Regions from separate parts of the Homo sapiens genome. Here region 2 is linked to region 1. The links are chromatin loops, found by intact Hi-C in ENCODE. Cell type or tissue: endothelial cell of umbilical vein. All regions are shown on one strand. Links, peaks and the distances in the headings refer to the core of each region. The heading gives the core; the rest is flanking DNA.

Region 1 (17,659 bases), core at 4,549-12,548:
AGTGCACCTCAGGTGCACTTACATATGGTGGGGCTGAGGCAAAGCAGCCCTGTAGGCTTCAAAGAATCAGTGTAAGCCACTAAAAGGAACTGAAAACCTAGGTGTCACAATAAACAGTCTACACAGTCTCACGTAGACCAAAATTCTGATCATTTTCCAGGCTGTTGCATGAAGTGATAGAGTATGATTATAATTTCTGTTTGCTTGTGCTGTTTGTTTTTGTTTTTCATCTGTCAATGTGATGATCTGTGTTTTATAGGGTAGAGTGGATTTGTCTACTTTGGCTGTAAAATACCCTAATCACATTATGATCTTGACAGGTGCACTTTACTGGGGAGAATAAAAAGGACCATACGGTAAAGCTGGTATAACATTTCTCACAACCCACATACCTCTTATACTTGGCACACAAACTACGTTTCCATTTAGAAACTTTCGTCTTGTTTCTGTTTTTAATTCTTGTGGGTTTGTTTCATGTGAATTGTTTCCTCAGATCATTGATGTCTTAAAGTGAAACAGAAAAATCCAGAATCAGAATTTGACAGGCTGGCATATTCATTTATTCAGAATTCCAAGTGCCCATTGCTACTTCTGCTAGATAAAGAGATACCAAGGTGAAGAAGAAACTTTCCCTCTAGTTGCTAACAGCTTAGAAAGTACAGTAGACATACTGGGGTTTTATTTAAGACTTTCTTGAATGAAGAAATAAATTGCATTCCCACGGTGGACAGCGTTAGATAACAGTATGTTCAAGGGCTGGTATTTCAGGGTCCATCTCCAAAACAGTTCTGTACAAAGAGCTCACACCTGCGGCCAGGCAAGCTAAGTAAGTCACAGGTGGAGTGAGGAATGAGAATAAATGGGTGGAAGAAAATATCCTAGGAACTTTCATCTTGACTTTAAGCCCATTGAGTGTAGGAAAATAATTTTTTACATCCACAATTTTGTTTCTATTTAAACAGCACTTGTTTTTTTATATGAAGTAACTCATTTAATCCACAACTATATAATATTGTTATCCCCCCATTAAAACTGAGCTCAGAGAGATGACTCAATTTGCCTCTTAATATTTTATCCTTTGTTCCTCACCTTTTCCCCAGCTTTTCCCAGTGTGCATATGGTGAATGCTTATTACAGGAAATTCATGAGAAATGCACATGTTATAGACTAGAGAATGAAGTGTACCTGCCAATATGAGTGGATTTATTTTATCTAGCACCAAGAGTAGCAAACTGAGTAATAATTCTCAGTCATGATCCTGTGGTTGTAGTGTATACTCTGATTCAACTTAGTTTCACTCCTGACTGAGAAGCTGGGACTCTGCATTTGATGGCAATGGAGTGGGCTGATTTCTTTCCAAATAAGTTGAGGTGGGACTCCTGGTAGAGTAAGAGGGCTTTAATAGGGTATGTCTGGGTGCCTAAAAGCTTTCTCTCTCTTTTTTTTTTTCAGAGACAGGGTCTCTCTATGTTGCTCAGGCTGGCCTTGAGCTCCTGGGCTCAAGCGATCCTCCCGCCTCAGCCTCCCAAAGTACTGGGATTACAGGCATGAGCCACCACGCCCTGCCCTAAAAATGTTCAAAAGTCGTATTTACAGCTACTCTCAAATTCCTTTTTTTTTGTGATTCCTTATAAAACCTTTCTCCCTGCATTTATCTTGTTATATTACAGTAGAATTATGAGGGGAAAATCCTTTGGTGGAAGTCTAGGGACATGCTCAGTTCCCAGGAGGCTTAATGTGAATTTTAGTGAATTGCTTAAGATCCAGTATTAGATCTGCTGGTCCCTGCCCACCCCCCTTTTATTTTTTGAGACAGGGTCTCACTTTGTCACCCAGGCTGGAGTGTAGTGGCATGATCCTGTCTCACTGTAGCCTCCATCTTCTGGGCTCAAGCAATCCTCCCACCTCAGTTTCCTGAGTAGCTGGGACCGCAGGCATGCACCATCACGCCCAGCTAATTTTTAAAATATTTTTTGTAGAGATGAGGTCTCACTGTGTTGCCCAGGCTGCTCTCGAACTCCCGTTCTCAAGCGATCCACCCACCTTGGCCTCCCAAAGTGCTGAGATTACAGCCACGGTGCTCGGCTCCCATCTTGAAATCAATACCTGACAGAATATTAAAGAAAATGAAAATTGGCCGGGTGTGGTGGCTGACGCCTGTAATCCCAACACTTTGGGAGGCCAAGCCTAGTGGATCACTTGAGGTCAGGAGTTCGAGACCAGCCTGGGCAACACGGTGAAACCCTGTCTCTACTAAAAATACAAAAATTAGCCGGGTGTAATGGCGGGCCCCTGTAATGCCAGCTACGCAAGAGGCTGAGGCAGGAGAATCGCTGCTTGAACCCGGGAGGCGGAGGTTGCAGTGAGCCGAGATTGAAAATGAAAAATTTTCTATCTTCTGTTACCAGGGCCCTTGAAACCACACTTTTTTCGCACCCCTTGTTAACTGGAGACACGAAGGCGGGCGGAGGGGAGAGGCCATCGGAAACCTGGCAATGTCTTTTGCAGCTGCATGGTGTGTGCCCAGCCACCTTCAGCAGTTATTGTGGCCAGTCTGTGGCTGACCTGGGCTATCAGGGTTAGCGCACTCCAGTGAGCTCCCCCAGCACATTGCCTGCAAATGAATTCAGAGAACTTCTTTTTGTTTTTCACCTTTGCCTCCAATTCCATTGTGTCAATTATCATTGATTATTTAATCAGGACTTTATGGTTGGACGTGCAGCTTCTTCTAATCTTTTTTTCTTTTAAGTGTTTAAAAGAATAATGCTGACATGAGTCAATTTTAGTTGTACAAATACAGCTATTGTGTAAAAATTGTCAGAAGCGGAATTGCAGAGTCTAAGAGAGACCATCTTTGGTATTTATTTTGTTAGCAAGAAAAAAATTGAGAGTCTGATAATTTAGGAAAATACCAGTCACAGGAAAATACCAGTCACAGGAATACAGGTGGAAACCTAGCTAGAGGTCTCCACCCCTTTTATTCGTGCTCTATTGTGACGTCCAAAGCCTGACCCAAGGAACTGATTCAGGTAGAGGCGACGCCAGCTCAGTGTAGGGGGCAAGCTCTGCAAGACCTTGGCCGAGTGACTTCTGCTGCTTTTTGCTGTGGGGACTCTACTGGATGGACCAGCACATGAGAGAGATGGAGTTTGGAAACAAAACAAGTGGTTCAGAAACATGGGATTGCTTTCATATCTACTGGCATTTAGAAGGAGCTTGGTAAATTTAATCAAGAAACAAGGAAATGAAAATACCCAAGGAACACCAGGGGAAGAATAATGGTTGGATTTTCATTTAATTTGCCAGACACAATCCCTGAAGTAAGAAAATACCGTTTCTCATGAAATTCCGGCACCCGAGGCTCAAACGGCCAACCCTACGGTTAACAGCCGAACGCGCTAACCAATTGTGCCACAGAAATGAATGTGGTGGAATATCTCCATTCCAACAAGGTTATTTTACTTTTTTTCAGTCTAAACAATACATTAGAAAGGAGGCTACTTCTCCGTGTATTGGAAAAATGTTTTCCCTTTTTTTGACTCTCATTGTTGCTATGTTAATGTGTTTTAAAAACGGAGGTTTATAGGCTTGCCGCCGTGGCTCACACTGTAATCCCAGCACTGTGGGAGGCCGAGGCGGGCGGATCACGAAGTCAGGAGTTCCAGATCAGCCTGGCCAACATGGTGAAACCCATCTCTACTAAAAATACAAAAATTAACCGGGCGTGATGGCGGGCGCCTGTAATCCCAGCTAGTTGGGAGGCTGAGGCAGGAGAATTGCTTGAACCCAGGAAGCAGAGGTTGCAGTAGGCCGAGATCGCGCCACTGCACTCCAGCGTGGGTGGCAGAGCAAGACTCCGTTTCAAACAACAACAACAACAACAACAACAACAAAACACAGAGGTTTGTAATAATACAGATATTATTCTTAGGAACATAAGAGTGTTAATTGGGTGGAGAGCAGGACGCGGGACTGGTGCGTTTTGCAAAATAAGTATGAGTAGAATCAAAGGAAAGAATTTATTTTCGGTTCAATAAGGAAGTTTTCACTGATAGTTCAGTTGAGAGAGAAACCACTGGAAGGCTGTTGCATAGAAGGAAATATATTAAATGAGAAAGACACCAGCAAGAGCAGAGGGGAAAACCATTTAATGGAAAATCTGATACAAATATTAAGGGAAAGTAAGGGGCCAAACACCAGGACATGAAACCAGAAACTCCTATACATTAGTGCTTGTCCACCAAACTGCGAGCCTGAAATTGCGATCATACTTTATATTTGTGTTTTAAAGAGTAAGTTGGTGACAGATTTTATTTCTTTTCTGCCTGTCTTCCTGCTTCCTCTTTTTCTTTCTGCCTTCCTCTCATTCTCCAGTATGTATACCTTCTAATCATTTTCTTCTGGGTTTTATTCTGAATATTAGGATTTTCTAAATTTGTTCCTGTTTTTCTCATTTTCTTAAGCATATGTGGGTTGACCTTTGAAGTACGATGATGGGTAGGGGGTGGGTGGATGTTGTGATATTCACTACCCTATTTGTCTTTCTAGTCCTTTCAGTGACATTTAAGCCCAAGAGTCAGGTTACATTAGGATGATGTCCTCAACTTGAACTGTTGACTCTTGGATGTCCTCTATTCGTTTAGTCTCCCAACTAACAGTTATTGAGTGTCTGCTAAAAGCTAGGCACAGTTCTAGGCATTCGGATACATCAACAGTACACAGCAGAGACTAGGGTGGATTTTTCAAGCTGGGGAGAAACACATAATAAACACAAATAAGTAATTGTATCTATTTGAAGGTAATAAGTTCTATGGAGCAAAGAAAAAGTCAAGCAGGGTAAGGGGACCAGGGAGTGGGAGGTATGTGGTTTGCAATATTAAACAGGCAAGTTAGGGTGGCCTCTTTGTTTATGATATTTTGGAATGGCTTATTGGAGTTTTGATATATCCATCTTTGTCTTTAAAAGATGTCTCTCTGAGAACCTAGGCTGAAACAGACAAAAGAAACTGGATAGATCTTTCAACAGCAATTATGGGGAGTTTTGAGAGGAGGTGCTCCCTGGGATTGGATGAAGATACCAGTTAGGAAGGATGTAAATGTCTATTATTTAGGAATAGACAAACCTCATAATCTATTTTACGACCAAGAATTCTGTATTTGCCATTTTCAGAGATTTGGGTTGGTGGCTCAATGTAGAATGCCCTTTTCTACGGATCACTATATTCCATGTTGGACTTCTGGTTGGCTTGTTTAGTTTTTTCTTTGGAATTCAGTGCTACCACACAGACGTGTGCAAACACACCCACACACACACCATTAAACAAACAAAGGCCAGTGGGTCTCTTGGCTAAGGATTCTATGGTGCATATGCAAGAAATGCTACTGATAAGGAATGTTATATCAAGTTTCTCAAGAGTGGATAAAGCTGACCAATCTAGCTGCTATACTTGGAGAGGATAATATGGATGGTGTAAATTAGAATTGTATATAAGCAATAAGTTAGAATATGGACAGTCTTTTTTTTCCCCCTTTTTTTTTTTTTTAAAGAAAATGGACATTCTTTCATGATTCATCAAAAGAATCATTGGAGAAACTGATTTATCATGTGACCTCAAGTGTTTCTTGGAAACCTTTTGGAGGAAAAAGAAATTAAACATGCTGAACTGGCTGAAAAAAATATAGAAGAAGCACTTTCAGATCATATTAAATATATACAAACTGGAAAGAATCTATGCACACAGAAAACACCCAATTTGAAGTGACTTTTAAAGTCTTCAGCAGAGTTAGCGGCATGACAACAGAAAGAAATGAAAGTCTGGACAATGTTTGCTCCACTTAATATGGAGAAAAAAAATGTCCCAAAATAGATGATGATCTGAGCCATGCACATGAAAGTTGCATTTCTACAGAAAATGGGCCAAACGTCTTACAGAAAATCCTGAAAGTGCTATTTGTTCTTCACAATGCCAGATGAGTTCCCATGAGGAAAAATTATGATAACTGGAGGTCATCGAATCTGCTTGCTGAGAAAAACTTAGTTACATAAGAAAATAAAATGAGCCAGGCATTGTGGCTCATGCCTTTAATCCCAGCACTTGGGGAGGCCAAGGTGGGAGGATTGCTTGAAGCCGGAGTTCAGAACCATCCTGGCCAACATAGTGAGACCTCATCTCTATTTTTTAAAAAATTAAAAATTTGTTGTATGCATTTTATATTTATTTTATATTTTATATATAAAGGAACATAAAATGCATACAACCAACAAAGTATATTGAAGCCAAGATCACATGCAGCTTTTGGGAAGAGGATCCACATGCTCCTGTTCTAACAGGGCCACTTTGGAAAGGCCCAGGACAATATGTTTCCCTGGAATATCAGATCACTAAGGAAGGTTAAGCTAGGTGGGCTCAGAAATCTAGAATCCATAGTTGTCCTGTGAGGACCTGAAGAAACTTAGGATAAAAGACAAATGATTTCCCTAGAACGATTCCATTCTGATCCAGATCTTGCTCCAAAAAGCCTTTTGACTTTGATAGACTTGCTGAATCTGAAGACTTCAGAAGTTTCAGTACACCTTAAATGGAAATAAAGTCCGATAGAAATACTACAAAGATGTACCTGATGAGAACAAGTGACTTGTCTCCCCCACCTGAAAGTGGAATGGCTGGCTCAAGCATAGTTCTGCCATCTCACAGTCAGAGTCCCAAACATTCTCATGAACTCCAGGGGCATTTCATGTTCCAAAGACTTCTGTTTGCTCGCCCTTCTTTGGAGAGTATATATGGATGTTCCCCAAGTGCTTGTTCTCCTAAGTGATTTCCAGGACCTAACACACTCTCCATTTACAATGCCAAGTTATTCTCTCCTAATTGCTGTATTCCTCCCCTCCCATTTGAAAACCCTGAAGGTAGATGTGACCCGCACTTAGGGTTAGCTGAGCTTTCAAATAAAACTCAATCCAAAGATCCAAAACCATAGTGAGGAATTCTTTGGTCCCTTGTGTCAACTAATTCTGAATTATCTCTTATTCAATGCAAATAATGTTAGTTAAGTAGTTATAAAATTGGATCAAATGGAAGCCTGATAGAATTTTAAATCTTAGTGCTTCCATTATATCCTAGAAGAGATAGTATAAGTATAGTAATTGTTATTATCTGGTCTTCTATAACAAAAACTTCAGTGGAAGTCTGACATGAGCAGTTTAGCATTTGGAGAAATTTGGAAGTGCAAAGGTCATATTTCTATGTCATAAATTGTGTTTATTATAATTCTTAGACAAATGTCAAAATAACTTGTTTACTAATACAATTTAATTTTTTTTAAAAAATCATCTGTATATTGCCAAAATTAGCATGATAATTTGGGATATGGGAAGAAACATTGAGGACCATGGGGTAAAGCAATGTGTTGCTGGTTTTAGGGTTGTGTGAGGGAATAAGCAGTATATATTTGCATGAGCACTACATATTCCAGTAACTGAGGCAGATCTAGAGTCCAGGTTTTCTGAAGTTCAGATTTGGATCTTAAGCGCAGGGAAAAAGGAATTTTATAAGAAATTTTTAATCATTTCTTAATTTCTATTCAATTTACTTTGCAACAAACATGTAAAGGTATAAGTTTACCTCTGCAATAAGGTCTGGAAATAACACTTTTAAAACTTCTTGCAGTGGGGTAACTTGTAGTAGGAAAACTCACATAAACACACAAATTCAATATAAAAATGATGCCAGTTGTCATATGTGCCAGTTATCACATGATTGTGTCCCAGCCCTGAATCCACCCTCAAGTACTGGGCTTTGAGATGTGGGGCTTGGGCTCTGCAAAACATATTTCTCTTTTGCTTGCGGTTCCCTGTTAGATTCTGACACTAGAGGGCCCCAGGAGCCTGTTCATTCTCTGTTACTTTATTATAGGGCAACAGCCCTTCACCCTGGCAGTGATAGAACAGTTTGTTTCACTTTCCAGATTTTGAAAAGTGCCTGCAGACCCAGGCTCATTGCACCTTCAGAGGTGCCAGGGTCATCTAGGAAGTGTCTCCTTTTCAGATACTGAGTCTCAGCTCCACAAGACCCCAATCCTAGGAGCTCCTGAGGTACTGACGGCAGCCAGGATGCACTTTCTCTTCAGAGGTCTAAGCCCACATGCCGGGATCTCTCTTCTCACTTTCTAGTTTCTGATACCAACTCCTTTCCTTTATTCCCCACCATAGTGAGTGGGAGCTGTTTGCTGCAGTTTTCAACTCTGTGTTACCTTTTTGTGTTTTAGATTTCTAAAACCTGAGCAAGCATTCCCTATATGAACTTCATGTTGAAATGCCTCACGTGGTTTTTGAGTTGCTGACTAATTTATTTCTCCTTGATGTCTATCCGAATCCTGCCCACCGTTTCAGGCCCAAGTCTTTCCCCACGGGTTTTTCTCTTTGCAGACTGGATGAATCTCCAGGTCCTCCAAATGACTACATTATATCATGTACACCTCAGTTATAGACCTCTGGGTAGTTATTTTAGTATTCATGCTTTATTACAAACTTCTAGGTTTTTACAGTCATATTGAAGACATGGTATTTTGTTACCAACTAGGATATATGCTCTTCAGGGACAGAGAACAAACCTCAATGTTCTTGGGATGTTTTTCTTGTTTTTTTTTTGAAAATCAAAATGGTAAAAGTGAAAATAAATATGCCCCATCCAAACTTAGAATTTTCATTGGTTACAGAGCTGAGATGATCCAGGAAGCTGCCACCTAGCTAACAAGCCTGTCCTATTTGGGAGAGTATGGGCATGGGGGATAATTCTAAGTTAGGAGAAAGGTCTTTAAGTGTTAAAAAGACAATTAGGCCAGTCATGGTGGTGAAGGCCTGTAATCCCCCCACTTTGGGAGGCCAAGGCGGGCAGATCACTTGATGTCAGGAGTTCAAGACCAGCCTGGCCAACATGGTGAAACCCCATCTCTACTAAAAATACAAAAAACAAAAAAAATAGCCAGGCGTGATGGCACATGCCTGTAATCCCAGCTACTCAGGAGACTGAGGCAGGAGAATCACTTGAACCTGGGAGGCAGAGTGAGCCGAGATTGCACCACTGCACTCCGGCCTGGGCAACAGATCAAGACCCTATCTCAAAACAAAAGAAAATTATTCCAAAGTATGTTCATTATTCAGAATTCTTAACATACACTAGGGGTGACATAGGCTGTACTGAGGTCAAAAAGATGGACAAGAACCAAAAGAAGAAAGAAGCAAGGGTCAGCCATGCCCTATTCCTTCCCTGTTTCCTCTGTTTCCTAAACCCTCACTGATGAAAATCAATGCATGGTTTGACAATTCAGAAATTCGTATTTGAAGACATAAAATGGTGCTGCTTTCTTTATCCTGAAAACTTGGCCCCAGAATATGTTAAGAAGTAAAGTTCAGTTCTTACCAACATACCATCTTTGGTAGACAGAATGACTCCCTCAAAGATATCTAAGTCTTAATCCCTGTAACTTGTGAATGTGCAGCATTTCATGGCAAAACAGACATTGCAAACGTAACTAACGTTGTGAATCTTATAATAGGAAGATCATATTGGATTTCTGGGTGGGTCTAATCTAATCACATGAACCCTTATAAGCAGAGAACTTTGAATTCAGAGAGATGCAGAAGGAAGAGAAACCAGATATTTGAAAAAAGAAAAAGACTTGACAAGCCATTGCTGGCCTTAAGATAAAGGAGTCCATGAGTCAAGGACCTTAGTTATAAGAATACTAGAACCTGAAAAATGCAAGCAATCTGAACGATCTTGGAAGGAGAATTTTTTTACAAGCCTCCAAATAAGAGTCCAGCCCAGCTAACACCTTGACTTTGGCCTCGTGAGGTCCTGAGCAGAGCACCCAGTTGGAATACTCTGTGCCCAGACTCCTAGCTCAAAGTGCTGTGAAATAATAAATGGGTGGTGTTTTAAGCTGCCAAGCTTGAGGTGATTTATTATGGAGGCAGTGTAAAACTAATTTATCATCTTTCATGCAAGTCAATTCCTCCTCCAACTCAAAGAGCAAATATACACAAATGTCAGACAAAGTCACAAGAGAAAGGCTTTTCATAAGCAAACCAGGGGAGACAGAGATGAGTCTAGTAAAACAAATGGGGAAGGAAGGGGAGGTGACAGCTGTAAGCAGCAATGGGCATTCGGCCCACTCCAAAATTGTAGGAAAACTGTCTAAGAGGTTCTTTCTCAAGGAGCAAGGAATCTGACTGATGTTTTCCAGGCTAACAGTCTTAAACCTCTAGGTGTTTAAGGCTAAATGGGCAGAGAGAGGATGGGGATGGAACATCATTTTTCTTTTCTTTTCTTGTTTTTTTTTTTGTTTTTTTTTTTCTTTTTTTTTTTTTCGACGGAGTTTCACTCTTGTTGCCCAGGCTGGAGTGCAATGGCATGATCTTGGCTCACCGCAACCTCTGCATCCCAGGTTCAAGTGATTTTCCTGCCTCAGTCTCCTGGGTGGCTGGGATTACAGGCATGTGCCACCACGCCCAGCTAGTTTTGCATTTTTAGTGGAGACAGGGTTTCTCCTTGTTGGTCAGGCTGGTCTCAAACTCCCGACCTCAGGTGATCCACCTGCCTCAGCCTCCCAAAGTGCTGGGATTACAGGCGTGAGCCACCGTGCCCAGTCTGAGTATTATCTTTCTAAGGGACAGTGCAGACTTGGTGGGAGGCAGTCATTCAGCAGGAGTAGCATCCACAGTGTCTCTCAGGGGATGATCAATGTTTCCCAAGGATAAGCTAGATTCAAGATTTTCTTAGAGCTCCTCCAAGGACTGTGTATGAACAACTAGTGAAATGTGGACAAACAGGCTCCCTACGAAGCCAGAGGGGGCCGGGCCTGGTGGCTCACACTTGTAATCCCTGCACTTTGGGAGGCCAAGGTGGGCGGATCACTTGAGACCAGGAGTTTGAGACCAGCCTGGCCAATCTGGCGAAACTCCATCAAAAAAAGCCAGAGGAAGAAAACCACACTTTAAAGCCAGACCAAGGAAGGGAAAGATTAAAGGCAAATGCAATTTCCCACCCCCAAGATGCAAGTGAGGAAAGACTATCTTCCCTTTTCTTCAGGCAAGCATATTCCCAGGGAAAAGCAGGAAGGTAAGACTCCTATCTGAGCTTACATATTGAAAAGAGAAATGCCGGCCGGGCGCGGTGGCTCAAGCCTGTAATCCCAGCACTTTGGGAAGCTGAGCTGGGTGGATCACTTGAGGTCAGGAGTTTGAGACCAGCCTGGCAAACATGGTGAAATTCCTTCTCTACTGAAAATACAAAAATTAGCTGGGTGTGGTGGAGGGCGCTTGTAATCCCAGCTACTTGGGAGGTTGGGGCAGGAGAATCACTTGAACCTGGGAGGCAGAGGCTGCAGTGAGCTGAGATCGCAGCACTGCACTCCAGCCTAGGTGGCAGAGGGATGCTGTCTCAAAAAACAAAAAGTAAATAAAAATAAAAAATAAATAAAATAAAAAGAGAAGTGTCAATAGCATGGGCAGAAAAGTTGTGGAAATTTCCCAAAGGTTGTTGCTTCTGGGCTTGCAGCTGTGGCTGAGCTCTTGTCTTATATCCCAAACTGATGGAAAATGAAGGTGCTGGTGCTCTGACAGGTCCTTCTCCCACTGAACCCTAGTCAGGGGGCATTGGTTCCCTAGGGGCACTTCTGCTGCTTAACAGGCCCACTCTAAGCAGGACACTCTGACTGAGGCAGCAGTGAAGAGGTTTCGAAACCCAGGCTTACTCTGTGGTGCTGTCTCCTTTGAAGGAAAATCATGTGCCCTGAATAAAGGATCCTGGGTGTTCAGGACCAAGTATACCCCAAAAGACTGATGGCACCAGTGGTCCTACTAGGGCCTGCTTCACTGATGAATGCTCCAGAAATGGAACTCCTGACTGAGCTAGACAGACCTATCCTAAAGCACCAGTGCCTTAGGATTGGCATTTCTCCAAAAGGAAGGCTCATGGGGCTGTGCTATCAAACGCTGAGCCAGTGGCCTCATTGTCAGGTGACTGTGTGGGACCCAAGTGGCCTTCTTTCTTTCTTTTAGATTGGGCTTCTATACTAGCCTAAATATAGATGGATCAGAAGATCCAGAAGGATCTGTATATGTAGGAGAATTAAGGGTTGGGATGCTTACAGGAATTGGTTTAGAGCAGGGATGGTTGGGGACTTGGCAGACCTGTCAGCCTGAGGGGTCAGAGGTGGCTTGGTGGGGTCAGTGATGAGTAATGTGGTAGAAGCAGGAGTCAACCAGGAGTAAGTGACTGTTGGCCTCAAGTCTGAAGAGGTGCCTGGAAGTGTCTCTGACTTCGAGGACACCAAAGGGGTCAGCAAGCTGGATGTCTCCTGAGGCAAAGCAGCCACACAGGTTATCCCTCCAGTGGACTATAGGAAGGCCAGTGGGCCTGGGGTATTCTGCATCACTTTCAAGCTCTCCAGCTTGGATTAGTGCTCCCAAATGGAGGGGTAGTTGGAAATGGTGCAGTCCCAGCAGCAGGTAGGGTGACAGAAAGGATGGGCTGAGTGGCAGGCACAATCTCAGGATAGTCATTGGTGGCCTCAGTCTGCTCCTTTATGACTTCGTTGACCTACCAGAGTGCAGCTTTCTTGTCCAAGTTTTCTGCAGTGACTGCATAACCAAGTTGGGGAGTTGAAGACAGGATACCCTCCCCCTATGGCTTAGAAGGCTGTAGCAAAGTTTTGCTTTCATGAGGCCCAGAACTAACAGATGTGGGCGATGTATTCCTTGAGTTTTGCTTTGTTTTCTTCTGTGAGGGAGTGTCTGCAGCCTGAACCTCATTGTTTAATCCCTATACAGCAAAGTGTGGACAGATGTTTTTCTGTGCCTTTTTGTTTGTTTTTGAGAGGGAGTCTTGCTCTGACGCCAGGCTGGAGTTCAGTGGCATGATCTAAGCTCACTGCAACCTTAGCCTCCTGGGTTCAAGCTCTTCTGTGCCTTTTTTAGGGGAAGAGGATAATGAGTACTTTAGACATCAGGAGGGATGTGAAATTGCAAACTGGGACCTCCTCTCTTCCCTGTCTTTGAAATGTTTCCAGGAGAGCTGTAGGAGCTGCCAATGTCATTTCTGTTGGAGCTGAGGGGACCACTTGGGAATATGCTGGTCAAGGGGCTCTTGGAGGGATGATGAGACTTATTCTAGTGGTCATCTGAGCTCTGGGAATGGAGGTTTGGCTTCAAGGGACTCGGGCACCAAATAAACAGGGATCCCATTGGCTATCACAGTTGAATGTGAATATCTGGTCTCCTGGAGACTTGTTTTCCTGTCCTGGCTCAGGGAATATTGGGTCTTCCACTTTCATTTTTTTGCATTCTCTGAGGGCCTCGGTTTGATTTTTTGTGCCATAAGGGTCTGGAAGCTTTAAGGGTGCTTAGCTCAAAGTCGGCTTTGGTACTGGAAACTGGCTCACTTGGATGAGGTCAGGGGAAGCAATCTTGATGGTCACCAGGCTCCTGCAGGGTGACCTCCTGGCTAATCTGTGGAAGGGAGTGGGGCGAAACACATCAATGTATTGAACACTGCAGGGTCGTAGAGAGCCAGCGGCTGGCGGGCTTCTCCGAAAGCTCCTGGTCCCCCTAGGAAGGCGGCGGTGAGGGATCAGGCTTCTCCATGTAGAACTACCTTTGGTGAGTGATGTGGCTGGACCTGGGTTTTCGAGCTGGATACTGCCTCCAGGGAGTTTTCATTGGCTGCCGATGAGACCCCGCGCGAAGTGCACAGTGTTCTGGTGACAGGTGACCGTCAGGGATGAATGATGTGCACGGGTCTTCCGCGGCCCTGGAGCCCTTCTAGACAGCCAGCGCCCAGCACATGGGCACTAGGGACCACTGAGGTATAGCGACAACCCCAAAGAGCGTCCCCAGCCCCAGCTCTGCCACCCCCGTCCCCACCAGTTTCTCGTCCAGCCATCTCATTTATCACTTGCCTTAGCGAGGGCTTGGGAGACACCAAAGGAAAACAAACCCTGCGAAAGAGGAGCCCGGGCATCAGGACTGATAGGCCTACCCGGCTGCCTCATCTCCCGCTCCTGCTTAACTGCTGGAAGTCTCAGATTTGGGTTCCCGGGCACACGGGAACTCTCCCTCCGCGCTGTCCGGACCCTAAAGGCAAGTTGCCGGGGAAGGTTCCTTAACAAACAGCGGGCTTCCCGGTAGCCGGGTTCCCAGCCCAAGAACCTTCTCATTCACCTGCGCAGCGCCGCGGGACCTCACCCTTCCGGTGTGGTGCCAAGATCCAGACTGCCTGACTTGTTTTCGTGCCGCCGGACGGTGTGTTTAATCGATGCTGATGTTTTACTCTCTAGTTTGAGGACCCAGCGACAGGGCTTTAGCCCCTCTTCCTGCAGCTGCGGATAACAGACATTGGCTCTTTGGGAATTGCAGCGCGCTAGCCCAGGAGCGCCGCGCTGTCTGGGGACTGTGGGGCAGTGGTCCCTCGGGGCGGACAGAGCTTGGGTACAGGGGGCTCGCGCTCCCTGATCCCGGCTTCAAGGTTCAGCTTGAAGAGAGTCGGTTTACCTTTCCACCCACACCGGGCCCTGGTGCGGGTCGAAGGCCACAGGCTGAGAATTTGCTGGGAGGGGTCGGGAAGAAGCGTAGGAGCGCTGACCGCCTCCCCTTCCTCTTTCTCTGTCTTTGCGGGCGGCGCTACTTCCCTTTCCCGAATTCCGAGCCCCCCTCTCCAGGTCAAATGCTCGGCGCGGCCTTTCCGAGACTACCCGAGAAATTCTGACGGTGAGCGCCAGACAGCGGCGTGGTAGCGGCCTTCCAGGGAACTGCCTCTCGGGAGAGGAGGGGACGGGCGGGGAGAGGCCCTTGGCCCCTCTCATTCCCTGAGTCCCTGCGGCGGCGCCCCTCTTGGAGCTTGAGACCTCAGGGATTGAGGATCGCGGGGAGCCTCGGACACAGCAGGCAGGTGGTGTGGAAGGTGCCACCTTCATTCTTCGGTCTCTGGGGGCTCTGGCTTTTTCTTCTTACTGCCCATCGCTGGCGATCCCGGGGGGAAAGGGTCAAATGGCAAACTCTCTCGCAGGAAAATTCAAGTTTCCAGGGTTTTTGCCCCACAGGTCTTTAGAAATTTTTCGTTGAGTGAAAATTCTTCCTGGGTCCCTCTTCCTTCACGTCTCTCTCACCTATGACAACTTCAGATTGTGCACCAAGGATGGGAGGGAAGTTATCGGGAAAGGACAAGATTATATTTAGAATTCACTGGGGAGGTGGTGATTTCTGAAGACAGACCATGGGATCTTGGTCCTGTGCTTCTCAGGAGTCAGATGTGGAGCTGCTTTTGCCCTTGCTCTCGCACTGATCTCCCATAGGATCTGCATCTCCAGCCTCTCCAAACTCCAACTCATCCTACGCGGGACATCAAACCCACCTTTATACTGCCCAACGATAAAAAAATTGTTATTTCAAGGGCTCCTCAACCTTTGGATACAAAATGAGTTATCAGTAAAGCTAATTGGGATATTCCCAACTCACAGACCCCAGGGAGCAGCAGGGGGTGAGGAAGGATTTAGCAGCAGGACATCAACACCGGGGCGAGCAGTGCAGGCCTGATGGAGATGTGGCAGGGAGACACCTCAGTGCTGGAAGTCTGGATAAGGCACCAAGACCTCAGCACAGATCTGGGGTGTGTTCACAGTGGGCTTCTTTATTAGAGTGGAGAGTGGAAAATGGAAACAATGGAAATATCCAAAAAAAAATTGGAGTGTTTAATTAATATAAAGATAATTTAGATAAAGTCATGTGATGGGAAAACAGACAAGACAGACTGTGTGTGTGAGTGTTCTGTATCTTGTCCCTGATACACAGTATATTATGTAAATCATACTTCTATTTATATTTTAAAATGGCTATTGATATATAGATAGAGATGTGTTTACAAAGGCATAAAAGAACAATTGAAAGGATATAGATTGAACTGTAATAAAGTGATTAACTCTGGTTTGGGACTGGATTGGGAGGAATGGCAATGTTATAGTGGTATATTGTTCCAAATTTTCTACTTGTATTATATCTTTCCAGTAACAAAACAGTGAACATAATTATAATTTTATTTATTTATTTATTTTTGAGACAGAGTTTTGTTTTTGTTGCCCAGGCTGGAGTGCAATGGCGCGATCTCGGCTCACCACAACCTCTGCCTCCTGGGTTCAAGCGATTCTCCTGCCTCAGCCTCCCGAGTAGCTGGGATTACAGGCATGTGCCACCATGCCTAGCTAATTTTGTATTTTTAGTAGAGACAGGGTTTCACCATGTTGGTCAGGCTGGTTTTGAACTCCCAACCTCAGGTGATCCACCCTCCTCGGCCTCCCAAAGTGCTGGGATTACAGGTGTGAGCCACCACGCCCAGCCATAATTTTAATTTTAAAGGCAAAGAAAAAAAGAGTTCATTTTGGCAACTTGGAAGAATGGATTGGAAACCAAGAGTTTGGAGGCTGAGATGTGAAACAGTTCATTGGAAGAGTCAACATTATCCTGATATCAAGATCAAATAAAGACAGTACAGGAAAAGAAAAACTACTACTATCCTTCATAAATATAGACACAAAAATTCCCAGCAAAATAATAGGAATTTGAATCTGGCAATATATATTTAGAAATACAATTAGGAAAAAGGTAAGGATGTCCCTCTCATCACTCCTTTTCAGCATTTTACTGGAAGTTCTAGCTAATGCAATAAGACAAGAAAAGAAAATATAAGGTATACAGATTGGAAAGGAAGAAATAAAAACTGTCTTTGTTCACAGTATTGTCTATGTAGAAAATCTGAAAGAACTGAAAAAAATTCTTGGAACTAATAAGTGATTATAGCAATGTTGCAGGATATAAGGTTAATATACAAAAGTGAAATGTTTTCTATATACCAACAAAAAACAAGTTGAATTTGAAATTAAAAACACAATACCATTTACACCCACCCAAAATGAACATTAAATGCATACCACTAAGTGAAAAAGGCCAATTTGAAAAGGCTACATCCTGTATGATTCCAAATAATGTATATGACATTCTGGAAAAGGCAAAACTATATGAAGACAATGTAAGAACCAGTGGTTTCTAGGAGTTAAGAGTAAGGGAGGGTAGTAGGGAGGGATGAATAGACAAAGTACAGAGGATTTTAGGGAAAAACTGTTCTATATGATACTATTATGGTGGATACATGTCATTATACATTTGTCAAAGTCCATGGAATGTACAATACCAAGAGTGAACTTTAATGTAAACTATAGACTTTGAGTGATAGTGATGTGTCAGTGTAGGCTCACCAATTTTAACAAATGTACCACTCTGGTACAGGATGTTGATAGTGGAGGAGGTTCTGCATAGTGGAGGAGGTAGCAGGTATGTCGGAATTCTCTGTACTTTCTGCTCAATTTTGCTGTAAACCTAAAACTTCTCTAAAAAATAAATCTATTTAAAAACGCACCACTGGTAAATGGGGTTAATCCCTTAAGTGCAAGGCTGTTTGAATATTTGAAAATCAATCAATATTCTCTACTACATTAACAGATTAAAAAAGAAAATCACATTATCATATCAATGAATGTGAAAAAGCATTTGACAAAAATCAACCACCATTCATGATTAAAACTTTCAGCAAACTAGGAGGAGTTTGCTGTT
Region 2 (13,087 bases), core at 220-8,219, 350 kb after region 1:
TCAGGAAGATACTTAAATACTGAAGAGACCAATATGAAGCTCTGAAATTGAGTAAGTAATAAAAAATCTACCAAGCCAAAAAGCCCTGGACTATATGGAGTCACAGCAAAATTCTACCAGAAGTATAGAGAAGAACTAGTACAATTCTACTGAAACTATTCCAGAAAAGTTGAAGAGAACGTACTCCTTCCTAACTCATTCTGTGAAGCCAGAATCAGCTTAATACCAAAACCTGGCAGAGACGCAAAAAAAAAGAACATTCAGGTGACCACTGTTGATGAACATAGACTCAAAAATTCTCAACAAAGTACTAGCAAACTGAATCCATCAGCAGCATATCAAAAAATTTATCTACTATGACAATACAGGCTTTATTCCTGGGATGCATGGCTGGTTCAACATATGCAAATCAATAAACGTGATTCACCAGATAAACAGAATTAAATCAAAAACCATATGATCATCTCAATGGATGCCGGAAAAGCTTTCAATTAAATCCAGTGTCCCTTCATGAAAAAACAAAACAAAAAAAAAACCCTCAACAGTTGAGGCTTCAAATAAGCATACTTCAAAATAAAAAAGAGCTATCTACAACAAACCCACAGCCAATATAATACTGAATGGGCAAAAGCTGAAAGCATTCTCCTTTAGAAATGAAACAAGCCAAGGACATCCACTCTTACCACTCCTATTCAACATAGTACCAGAAATCCTAGTCAGAGCAATCTCGCAACAGAAAAAGAGAAAAGCACCCAAATAGGAAGTAAAGATTAAGGCAAACTATCTGTCTTCACCCAACAATATCATTCTATACCTAAAAAACCTTAAAGACTTCAACAAAAGTCTACTAGAAATGATAAAGGATTTTAGCAAGGTTTCAGGATACAAAATCAATGTACAACAATTAGTAGCATTTCTATACAACAACAACATCCAGGTTGAGAGTTAAATTAAGAACACAATCATATTTACAACACCTAGGATGAAAATAAGATCCCTGCAAATACAACTAACCTAAGATGTGAAAGATCTCCACAAGGAGAATTACAAAACACAGCTGAAATCTGAAGCTGGATGCAGTGGTTCATGCCTTTGGGAGGCCGAGGCAGGTATATCGCTTGGACCCAGGAGTTTGAGACCAACCTGGGCAACATAGTGGAACCTCATCTATACAAATTGTTTTTTGTTTTTTTTTTTAATAGCGAGGCATGGTGGCACATGCCTGTAGTCCTAACTACCCTGACGGCTTGAGGCCAGGAGCTCAAGCCTGCAGTGAGCTATAATAACTCCACTGCATTCCAGCCTGGGTGAAAGGGTGAGACCCTGTCTCAAAAAAGGAAGGAAATAAGAAAAGGAAGGAAGGATGGAAGGAAGGGAGGGAGGAAAGGAGGGAGGGAAGGAAGGAAAGATGGAAGGAAGGAAGGAAGGAAGGAAGGAAGGAAGGAAGGAAGGAAAGAAGGAAGGAAGGAAGGAAGGAAGGAAGGAAGGAAGGAAGGAAATTTTGATAACACAAATAAATGGAATAACATTCCATGTTTACAGATTAAAAGAATCAATATTGTTAAAATGGCCATACTGCCCAAAGCAATTTGTAGATTCAAGGCTATCTCCATGAAACTACCAACATCATTCTTCACAGAATTAGAAAAAACTATTCTAAATTTATATGGAACACCCCCAAAAGCCAGAATGGCCAAAGCAATTCTGAGCAAAAATAATAAAGCCAGAGAGGCATCATACTACCCAATTTCCAGCTATACTATAAGTGTACACTAACCATGATACTGTTACAAAAGCAGACACTTAAGCCAATGGAACAGAATAGAACACTCAAAAATAAAGCTGCACACTTACCACCATCTGATCTTGGACAAGGCCAACAAAAACAAACAACGGGGAAAAGGCACCCTATTCAATAAATGGTGCTGGGACAATTCGCTAGCCATAAGCAGAAGAGTGAAACTGGATGCTTACCTTCCACCATACACACAAATTAATTCAAGATGGATTAACGGTTAAAATGTAAGACTTCAAATTATGAAAACTCTAAAACAAAACCTAGGAAATATTTTTCTCGACACTGGCCTTGGCAAATAATTTTTGGCTAAGTTTCTAAAAACAATTGCAACGAAAACGAAATTGACAAGTGAAAGTCAATCAAACTAAAAAGCTTCTGCACAGCAATAGAAACTATCCACAGAGTAAACAGCCAACTTACAGAATGGGAGAAAATATTTGCAAACTATGCATCTGATAAAGATCTAATATAACAAATCCATAAGGAAGAAAAAATGACAAGCATAAAACAACCCCAGTCAAAAAGGGCAAAGCTAATACAGGAGCAGAAAATCAAACTCCGCATCTTCTCACTTATAAGTGGGAGCTGAACAATGGGAACACATGGACACAGGGAGGGGAACAACACACAGTGGGGAACAACACACAACACACAACACACACTATAATTTTCTGTAGGGGGTTGAGGAGAGGGAGAGCATCAGGAAAAATAGCTAATGCATGCTGGGCTTAATACCTAGGTGATGGGTTGATAGGTGCAGCAAACCACCACCACACACGTTTATCTATGTAACAAAACTGCGCTTCCTGCACATGTACCCCAGAACTTAAAATTTAAATCAAGAAAAGGCAAAGGACATGAACAGATATTTTCTCAAAAGAAGACACTCAAGTATATGAAAAAACACTCATCCTCACTCATCATCAAATAAATAAATGCAAGCAAAAACCACAGTAAGATGCCAACTCACATCAGTCACAATAGCTATAATTAAAAAGTCAAAAAATTAGATGTTGGCCAGGCTGCAGAGTAAAGGGAATGCTTATACAACTACTGTTGGTGGAAATGTAAACTGGTTCAGGCACTGTGGAAAGTATTTTGGAGATTTCTCTAAGAACTTAAAACAGAGATACCCTTCGACCCAGCATTCCCATTACTGGGTATATATTCAAAGGAAAATAAATTATTCTACCAGAAAAATATATATGCACTCGTATGTTCATCAGCATGTTATTCACAACAGCACAGACATGGAATGAACCTAGGTGCCCATCAACGGTGGATTGGATAAAGAAAATGTGGTACATATACACTATGGAATACTATGCCTCCATAAAAAAGAATGAAATTATGTCCTTTGCAGCAACATGGATGGAGCTAAGGACATAATCCTAAGCAAATTAGTGCTGGAAAAGAAAACCAGATACCACACATTCTCACTTATAAGTGGAACCTAAACATTGAGCACACAGGAACATTAACATGGGAACAAGACATGCTGCAGGCTATGGGGGTGGGGGAGAGAGGGGAGCATGGGCTGAATAACTACCTACTGGGTACTATGCTCACTACCAGGGTGCACTGTACAAAAGTAACAAATCTGCATATGCACTATCTGTGTCTGAAAAAAATTGAAATTATAAAAACCAAGAGAATATGTTTCTAATGAATGTAGACTTTATTTGATGGACTGGATTAGAATATAATATTTTTTTAAGGGGAAAGGCATTGGGGGATGCACAATGTCTACAGGTTTCTAAATCTCTCTGGTTTCTCACCTAATTCATAGTCTCTTATGTCATTCTCATAGTTTTCATATTCTGCCTTTCCACCTCTTCTTTTTAACAAGTAAAATTCCTCATAGCATACAAAAAACCAATTTTATAAAAAACCCCTATTATAGATCAGGGACCTGTGGATTATATGCTATTAGAACTACACAAAATGTCTCTGTATAGTTTTCTGTATCTTTGGAATATCTTTGGGTGAAGCTGCAGACCTTCTTGGTGAGTGTTACAGCTCTGCGCAGAGCCAAACAGTGAGCAGCAGCAAGACTGCAAAGAGCAAAAGAACAAAGCCTCCACACTGTGGAAAGGGACCCCAGCACGTTGCTGTTGCTGGCTCTGGCAGCCGCTTTTATTCCCTTATCTCACCCCACCCACATCCTGATGATTGGTCCATTTCATAGAGAGCTGATGGGTTCATTTTACAGAGAGCTGATTGGTCTGTTTACAATCCTTTAGCTAGACACAAAAGTTCTCCAAAGTCCCCACTAGATTAGCTAGACACAGAGCACTGATGGGTGCGTTCACATACCTTGAGCTAGACACAGCATGCTGATTGGTGCATTTACAATCCTCCAGCTAGACGTAATAAGTTCTCCAAGTACCCACCGGACTCAGGAGCCCAGCTGGCTTTGCCTAGTGCATCCCGGCCGCGGGCGGAGCTGCCCGCCAGTCTCTGGCGCGCTCCCGCACTCCTCAGCCGTTGGGCGGTTGACGGGACCGGGTGCCGCGTAGCAGGAGGTGGCGCCCGTCCCCTCGGGGTGGCGCGCGGGAGCCCGCGGCTGGGGGGCGGGGGGCAGGGGACGGGGGCGGGGAGCAGGGTGAGGGCTCCAGCATGGCAGGCTGCAGGTCCCGAGCCCTGCCCCCTTGCCCCGCGGGGAGGTGGCTGAGGCCCAGCGAAAATTCGAGCGCGGCGCCGGCGGGCCATCACTGTTGGGGGACCCAGTGCACCCTCCGCAGCTGCTGGCCCGGGTGCTAAGCCTCTCTCACTGCCCAGGGCCGGCGGCGCCAGCCGACCGCTCAGAGTGCGGGGCGCGCCGAGCCCGCGCCCACCCGGAAGTCGCGCTGGACCTGCGAGCACCGCAGGCAGCCCAGGTTCCGGCCCGCGCCTCTCCCTCCACACCTCCCCGCCGGCAGAGGGAGCCCGCTCAGGCCTCAGCCAGCACAGAGAGGGGCTCCCACGGTGCAGCTGCGGGCTGAAGGGCTCCTGAAGCGCGGCCAGAGTGGGCTGAGGCCGAGGAGGCGCCGAGAGCCAGCGAGGGGATGCCAGCAAGCTGTCACCTCTCAGAAATACAGGAAGAACATCAATAATGTTCGAAGTTATAAAGTAGGTTTCTATCAAGAATAAAACATAAACGATCAAAGAATTCCTTATAAAAACATTTTTTATTTCTAGGAAGCAAAACGTAAATATAAAATTTGAGAGTCCACCAAAAAAAATTAGATGCCAGATTTCACTATAATTATCAGGGAAGCGCCCAAACGGGTTGTTTACGGCGCCTCGGGGAAACTTTCTGTTTCGTGTTAAGGGTCTTGAACCATGATGTTTAGAAAACCGTGGGCTGATGCTTTCAGAACCTCTGTGATTGTTGCCTCTGACACTGCATCCAATAGACTAGCATGTTGATTAGGGAAAGCTAAATTCAATAAAATACGACTGTAAGTGGGGTCACCACCTTGAGGGGTTATGTTAGAAGAGTAGATGATAAGGTGGTATCGATAGGGTATTGACGTCTGGGCTCACATGGTTGCCCGGGGCCTTTCAAGACCAATGACTGATAAGAAGAGGTAATGTTCAGGACATAGAGTTTAGGATTGGGGGACACTGTGAGTTAAGGGCCATGACAGAAGTCTTCATAAGTAAACTGTTATTGACACAAGCTGCTACCTGCCCAGGTGAGCAATCTGTTGGCCCAGAGGAGAGTTGCTTACTGACATAAATTGATTTGCAGAAATTTCCTGAAGCAAACAATAAGTTATTTATTGGTTTGCAGCCTTACTTTCCTGAAAAATAATTTTCTGGAATGAATTGTGAAATCATGTTGACACAGATGGCCTCAGGTTTCAGTTCGGATAATTAAGCTGTGTAAATATAGAAAGTCTAAGGTTTCTGTGTGCTGTTGATTCACAGTATGCAACAGTGATCATATTACTTTTATTTACTATGAGCTTCAGCTGAAAAGTCCAAAAGAAACTTTAATTTCAGATATTTAATGAAATCATTATAGCTGTGGTAATTTCCTTTAGCTGGGTGTGAGTGTGTGATGTGAGCGTGTGATTGTGTGTGTGTGTGTGTGTGTATGTGTGTGTGTACTCTGGCAGCATATTCCAAATTTCTGTAAAATTTCAGTTTGAAATTAATAGAAGACATATTAAATTGTTTAAACTCTTTGTTATTTAACTTCTATATTACTTTAGTTGATTACTCTGTATTATTACGGCAAAGCTTTGATATGTTGCCCTGAATTTAAATGAAAAGGCTGTTCGGCATAAAAACAGGAATATTTTATTACCAAAAAGAATTAACTACCATATGTCATTTACAGAAAAGAGTAAATTCTTCAGGGCATAGAAAATACACATTTCCTTCTGTTTGTGTGGAAATAAGCAAAATACCTGTTATAATAGATTCCTCACAGAATTTTGTGAAGCTTCAGGTAAACTTGAAAGAGAAAAATTAAAATGCTAGAGTTTCATAATTACAAATTGGGATATAAAAATAGAATAATTATTTGAATTTTGTATTCCTCTCCAGGGGATCAAAAGTAATATATGAACTTTTAATAAATATTGATATAGCTTCACGTTGACTCCACATGTGAGCAATTTGCTTTCTGTTAAATTCACAATTGCATAATTTTTTTCAGGCTGGAATGCACTTGGATGCCAGAGATTTTGATTTCTTAATGTGAAATAAGGTGATAATACATTCCAAAGTATATATTTTTTCAACTTTAAATATATCTGGTGTATTTGGAGTAATATCAGAGTAAATACACTTATATGTAAGAGAATCAAAGGAACAAGATATTATTTTATATCCAAGGAAATTAAAACACTTAGAACATAAATACATATTGCATTACTTCATATTAAAGAAATGCTTTACAAAAGAAAATAAAGGAGCTTATTTTATAGCCCCATTTCCACAAATAATAGCAAAGGTACATACACACATCTAATGTTTTACACACTCATTATTGTTTCTCTTAAAATTTGTTGCTTATACTATTTTAAAAAGCAAGCCTATAGATTGTTGTGTGTATATACATCTACACACAACATATATATATGTGTGTGTGTATATATATATATATATATATATATATATATATATATATGGCAGCAAGCAAGAGAATGGGCCTCTTCCTACTGAGGTTTAACATTTGCATGTATATGTATATTTTGATTCACATAGACTTATTGTTCTTTAATTACATGAACAGTGATTCCTGGTTACATTATTGGAAAATGGAAGCAATGCTCAAAGAGCATCACCTAAATTTCCATCATATTTTGCTCTCAATATATTTTGTACATCCAAATATATTGTGATTAATCTGCATACATTTTTGCTGTTCTAGGTGACGCTGATATGAGGCTAGGTAATACACGACCTTAGTCTGCATGTTGTACTTGTGTAACACACATAATTTTACAGTGCTAACAGGTGCTATAATAACTTACTATAGTTAATGATGAATGAAAGAAGGAAGATGTTAAGATGTTAGGGAAGGACTCAAAAGATGCAGTGCTTGAGTTAGAATTTTAAGGGAGATTATGCAAAAGCAGTCACTTAAGGTGGGTTGGGATAATCTAGAATGTGGGAATGATGTATGCAAAGTCACACAGGAGAGATACAGCATGCATGTTTAGAAAATTGTTGATTACATATGGAAAGTTTGCATCCTAGAATGTCAGGATTTTAAGCTAAGTGGGGTTCAAATTAAATTTTTCACATACTTCGCTGCATTATAATAACTAGTTTATGTTTAACTCATCCACTAAGTTATTTGAAAAGAGATGCCAGTGTTCACTCAATCTAGTTGTCTGTCATTAATAATTTAAAAATAATTGAGATTTTAATTTTGGTCTGCTAAGCCTGTTTAATTAAAATTTGACATTAAATAAGATTTTACAGGCCTCATTTTTTTTTCAGTCATCACAGTTTGAATATTAAACATTACTACTTTTATCTCCCTCAGTCAGCATAAAACATGCTACTTACGGTTTTAATAACGAAATTCAATGAGCACCAACAAAATTTGATGTAACTATTAACTTTGAAATTTTATTGAACTAGAACTATGCCTTGGGTATCATTCAAAGCATTTAATTGTTGCAATAAAAAACTTTGAGATAAATTGAAATGATGGACAATATGGGTCGAAAGCAACATTGGCTTGAGGGAATAGGCTAATGTTTGAGAACAGAATTGTTAAGGACAAGATTGGATGTTTATATTATTTTAGGAAAGGTACACTCTAATGGAGTTTAATTCTAAAATGTTTACTATTATGAAAATATTATATATTATATGATCATTATAGAAAATTAAAACTATAAGAACATCAGAAGCAAAATAGCCAAAGTCTACCTAAACCCAATTAGAAGTGAATACTATTAATCTTGATTTGCATGTTTCTAATCTTATTATTATCAAATTAATAAACAGCTTTCAGATATTCTGCTTCTCCCTGTTACTAGATCAGGATAATGTCATTTATGTACAGGCATCTCCTGCTTACTCAGTTCAGCATTGATCAATAAATATTTTAGACTTCCATTCAAAACACTTCCATTTTTCTTTTGCCCATATTCTTTTTATTCAGTGCTGCCTGTTTTCAAATACACAACACTTTGTCAAACAAATTCCAACATTAGATCGGATATAGTTGGTATCAAAGTAGTAATACACATTGCCATTCCTAATCCTCAACGCATTGATCCTGAAAATTATTTGTAAGAATAGAAAAATACTGGATATTTCAAATTAAGTCTCATTTTGTTGCTTACACATGAGAGACTGGAATTAACCAACATAACCATTACAAGGTGATTGAGCAAATGAATAGATGGAAAATATTATAGAAACTTTACTGCAGTTCATCAACCATTGTGGTCATTAGGCCATAGGAAAATACAGTGTGATAGTACCCCTGTCTTCTTTTCCATTTGTTAAGTCTCATATCCAAGTAACAGTGGATAGACCTTATGAGAATACAAAGTGAGATAAAAATAATTTTTGGCTTTTCAATGTATCTTATTTGATCTAAGAGGTATTTCCCCGACTTTGATGCAATAATTATTGTCACAAAATTTGACTTTATTAAAGACCATTTTAAGGATCTTTGCAGCTGACAGCAGTGACTTTTTTACCTCCTACAAAGTTTCAACTGACAGTCTTATTGTCTCTGACTTTCCCAAATTAATGACATAATTAGTCACCAGGGCTTTGGCTGCTCAATAGGGATTTAGTAAGCAATGAGTCATATGTTGGGGAACACTTCAACAAACAAAATGTTGGCAGAGAAAGATGTATGAATCAGCTAGGAAGAAACACTATTCTATCATTGAGGATCTTTCTCCTATTAGATATCACAGAAAAATTTTCATATAGATTACCATATGAGTGAGCCAAAATCTCTAGGAACAAAAAAGCTTAGTATAATTATAACTCCTTGCCATGATTTAACTCAAAATTTCTTTACTTATTTAGCAATTCTATAAACAAGAATCATTTCTGTTAAGGATACTAAGGAGAGTGTTCCTATTGAATCAGAACATTTAAAAGAAATAATTGAGGAACTCACACATGTAAAACGTCATTAACCAAACTAAAATAAAATGTGAGGGCATAAACTTAACCAGAAATGTTTAAAACCTATATATAAAAAAAACTAGAAAACACTTCTGAATGGCACAAATTTGGACTTGAGCACGGGGAAAGAAATTCCATGCTCTTGAAAAAGCCTTAAAATCATAAATGTGCCAGTTCTTTAAATAAACTTATATCTTCTATGTCATAACAAAACGATATTTTCTAGAATTTCTTTGTCCAGATTTAGAAAAATAGACAAATTTACTTGGAGGAATAAAGAAGCAAGAATAGCTAGAAATATCCTATAAAATCAATGGAATTTGGAGTCAATACAAAATATTAAGCAATTCTTAAAGCTTCTATGATTAAAATGAGTTATAAATACAGATAGATGAAGATCATATAGAAAATCAAGACACTGACAGATATGGAAAGGTGGTATATAATGAAAACATTTCAGATCAATGAGGGGGAAATGTTAACTGGAAAAGAATATTAAAAAGGCAATGAACTCAATAAGACAACAAGAAGCAAACCACAGAAAAATAACTGGACTGGATTAAAAAGAAAATATTTTAGACACTTCAAAAGTAAAATATTCAAATAACCAATGAACTTATTAAAAGGTTTTTATTTATATTGGTTATCTGAAAAAATAATTCAAACCACAATGAGATGTAAATACTTGTCATTCAGAATCCTGAATTTGAAAGGAATGTTTTAGAATTCTAAGTTGAAGAGAAAATGCAAAGTATTGATGAGAATGTTGACTAATTAGAACACTCAAATTGATGTTATTGGCATAACTTAGTTCAAATAATTTGGATAAAGATATGTAGTAGGCCCCAAAATTCTACTTGTAAAGATGGTTTCTCCAGAAAGGCATGCATATATATAGCTAAAAAAAAATGTGTACTCATGAAAACACTTTTCAGAATAACACCAAAATAACCCCAAACTGTGGGCCAAAAGTGGACTAAAATACTTATAAAGAGTACAGTAAACAAATAAGTTGTAATATGATCACCTAATAAAATATTAGAGAAATAAATGTAAATAGTTTCATTTGCAGGTCATATAATCAATTAGTCTCACAAATGTAATATTAAGCAAAAAAATGCGGTTCAAAACACTACACACACTATTTGATTCCTTACTGATAAAAGTTAGAATAGTGTTATGTTAGGAGGGATGGGTGGAAATCAGGTGTGTGACTATTACATTTTCTTATTCTGGATGATCATAGTATTTTAAAACTCACTAAGCTTTAAACTTATGTGCATTTACCCATGTGTATACAATACTTTAATAGAAGCTTCAAATCAATAAGAAAACATAAAACTGTCTGATGGAAAAATAGCTTGAGGAAATGAACAGGTATAGCAGAAAAGAAGGGCTGCATATAGTTTAAAAACTTGAAGAGATGTTTAATCTCTTTGCAAATAGAAAAACATACGCATTTAAATTGAAATACCATTTTCATGTTCCAAAATTAAAATTATTAGAAATATGATGGTATACAGTGATGGTAATATGGGAGAAAGGAAACATCCTAGGCAATTTGGCTAAGCTTTTCTGAGGAAGATTTAGGCAATATGCCATTAAGATTTAATGTGAACAAATGGGAAATTTGCCCACATAAATCAATGGAAAGATACTCTATTTTTCAAAATTTAATCTGAAAATACCTAAGCCCCTGATATTTTTCTAAAAACTGGAATGTCCCTGTGGTCATTGGGTTTTAGAGACATAATTTTCACTGTGATGGTCATAATTTTAAAAGGTTACATCATCCATTTTTAGTTAACATATATTGTAGTAACATCACATATCTATGTAATAGAAAAATAGAGTCAATTCATGTAGGGACAGACATGAAAATGACAAATACATATAGAGATAGAAAGGTATCTTGTGCATTATACTGAGAAAGACAATAGAAATAAACAATTTATATGGGTTGATTTATTTTAATTAAGATATATAAGTGGTTAGATAAATGTTAAATAGGTCAGTATGTAATTACAGAAAATGACAAATTGTTATGTATGGTACATTTGCAGGCATAACACAGACATTACATTTTGGAAAATTGTGTTCTATGCAACAGTGCCAAGTCTAATGAAAGTAAGAGGAAGAGGAATTCAGCCAAAGTACCAACCCCTGTTATCCATTCCTTAAGAAAGGAACTTCTTTATACACTCAAAAGAGGGGATTCTTTTTAAATTTGCTTCCAGGGGGACATCTGCATACACATACACATACACACACACACACACACACATACACACACACACACACATTTACATTATATTTAAATGTGTGTGCATGATATATACATGTATTTATTTATTTTATACGTATGTGTTATCCAGGTCCTATATAGGAACACACACACACACACATTTTGAATCAAACACTCTTTCGTATAATTTTGGTGACAAATGTATGCAGTAAATGAGAATACTTTAACTTTCCAAAAAGCTATTCAAAAGTATAATTTTCAAATAAAATATATGTTTGTATGACAACAGATGATTTTTTATAAATAATATATTCTGCATTATCAATCTGCCACTGGTTTTTATTAAATAAAAAAACCCATAAGTTTGTATGCTCTTAAAATACATATAACATTTGTAAGAATAGTTTTTATGTAAAAATAATTATAGTTCACTATAACTATGTTAAAAATAGACATAGCCAGGCAAGTCGCTCATGCCTGTAACCGAGCACTTTGGTAGGCTGAGGCGGGCAGATCACTTGAGGCCAGGAGTTCAAGACCAGTCTGGCCAACATAGCGAAACCCCATCTCTAATAAAAATACAAAAATTAGCCGGGCATGGTGGCACATACCTTGTAATCCCAGCTACTCAGGAAGCTGTGGCAGGAAGACTGCTGGAACCCGGGAGGCAGAGTCTGCAGTGAGACAAGATCATGCCACTGCACTCCAACCTGGGTAACAGAGTGAGACTCTGTCTCAAAAAAGAAAAGAAAAGAAAAAAATAGACACAGATGAAGGGTGTCTTTGATTATGCAAATAGATTACCCATCTTGTACTCACTGTGTTTATTTCAATAAATGATCCACAGAATATGCTACTTTTGATTTATAGTTTTCTTCTCCTTCACCGCTGTGGACTGGGAAAATATTTCTTATTATTTCTGCTGCAGAGTAGCAAAAAATTATGAGCCAGAAGGAAGACCACTACAACAAGCAAAATCTCTGAGTAATCATAAAATGAAGAACTATTTCCTGTTGGGATTCATTGTGAAGAATTTGATTTTAAATTCTTGGTGTTGGCATTTTATTTTTAAAGTTTAGCTTTCTTGCCTATTCTGAAATTGTCAAAAATTCAGAAAAACAATCATGATCATTTGCTTGCTGATCAATGGAGACCTAATGATTTTTAGGCTGTGAGACTACAGTAATAAATAAATAAATAATAAATAAAGTTGATACTTCCTTCTATCGAGGGAAATTGAGCATTTTTCTTATAGTCCTAAATCACCAGAGCAAGGGATATATGTAATACTTGAGTGTTGACATTTTATTAATTTTTATATTTAACTAGAGCTGTAAAGTTGAAACAAATGGGCCAATGCAATATCCCATAAAATATTTTAAAAACACAAAAAAGAAATATCACTAAAATTTAAACATAAAAAAAATACAAAAAAACCC

Evidence for each region. Hi-C counts contacts between places; a loop is a spot of excess contacts. Peaks named below come from ENCODE experiments on the same cell type or tissue, not always from the same donor. Only the 100,000 strongest peaks of a DNase experiment are listed, where the experiment ranks them.
Region 2: a loop joins it to region 1, with 11 times the contacts of the local background. A loop is called at or near these places in 2 of 110 quality-filtered maps.

The regions. Positions count from the first base shown.
Region 1 is chr6:26,599,690-26,617,348 of GRCh38, forward strand. LOC105374989 (a long non-coding RNA gene) reads left to right here and starts at 3,044. Exons shown (of 2, transcript NR_187833.1): 1 at 3,044-3,902; 2 at 4,967-6,972. ABT1 (activator of basal transcription 1) reads left to right here. Exons shown (of 3, transcript NM_013375.4): 3 at 1-1,050. In endothelial cell of umbilical vein, for the core only: a CTCF peak has its summit at 7,861 (motif pointing right); a DNase peak (open chromatin) is centred at 7,882; H3K27me3 peaks cover 1,326 bases.
Region 2 is chr6:26,952,275-26,965,361 of GRCh38, forward strand. LINC00240 (long intergenic non-protein coding RNA 240) reads left to right here and starts at 4,719. Exons shown (of 3, transcript NR_026775.2): 1 at 4,719-4,909. It also overlaps the pseudogene GUSBP2. RefSeq lists a silencer at 4,272-4,741 and an enhancer at 4,379-5,077. In endothelial cell of umbilical vein, for the core only: a CTCF peak has its summit at 4,717 (motif pointing right); DNase peaks (open chromatin) are centred at 4,107 and 4,747; H3K4me3 peaks cover 957 bases.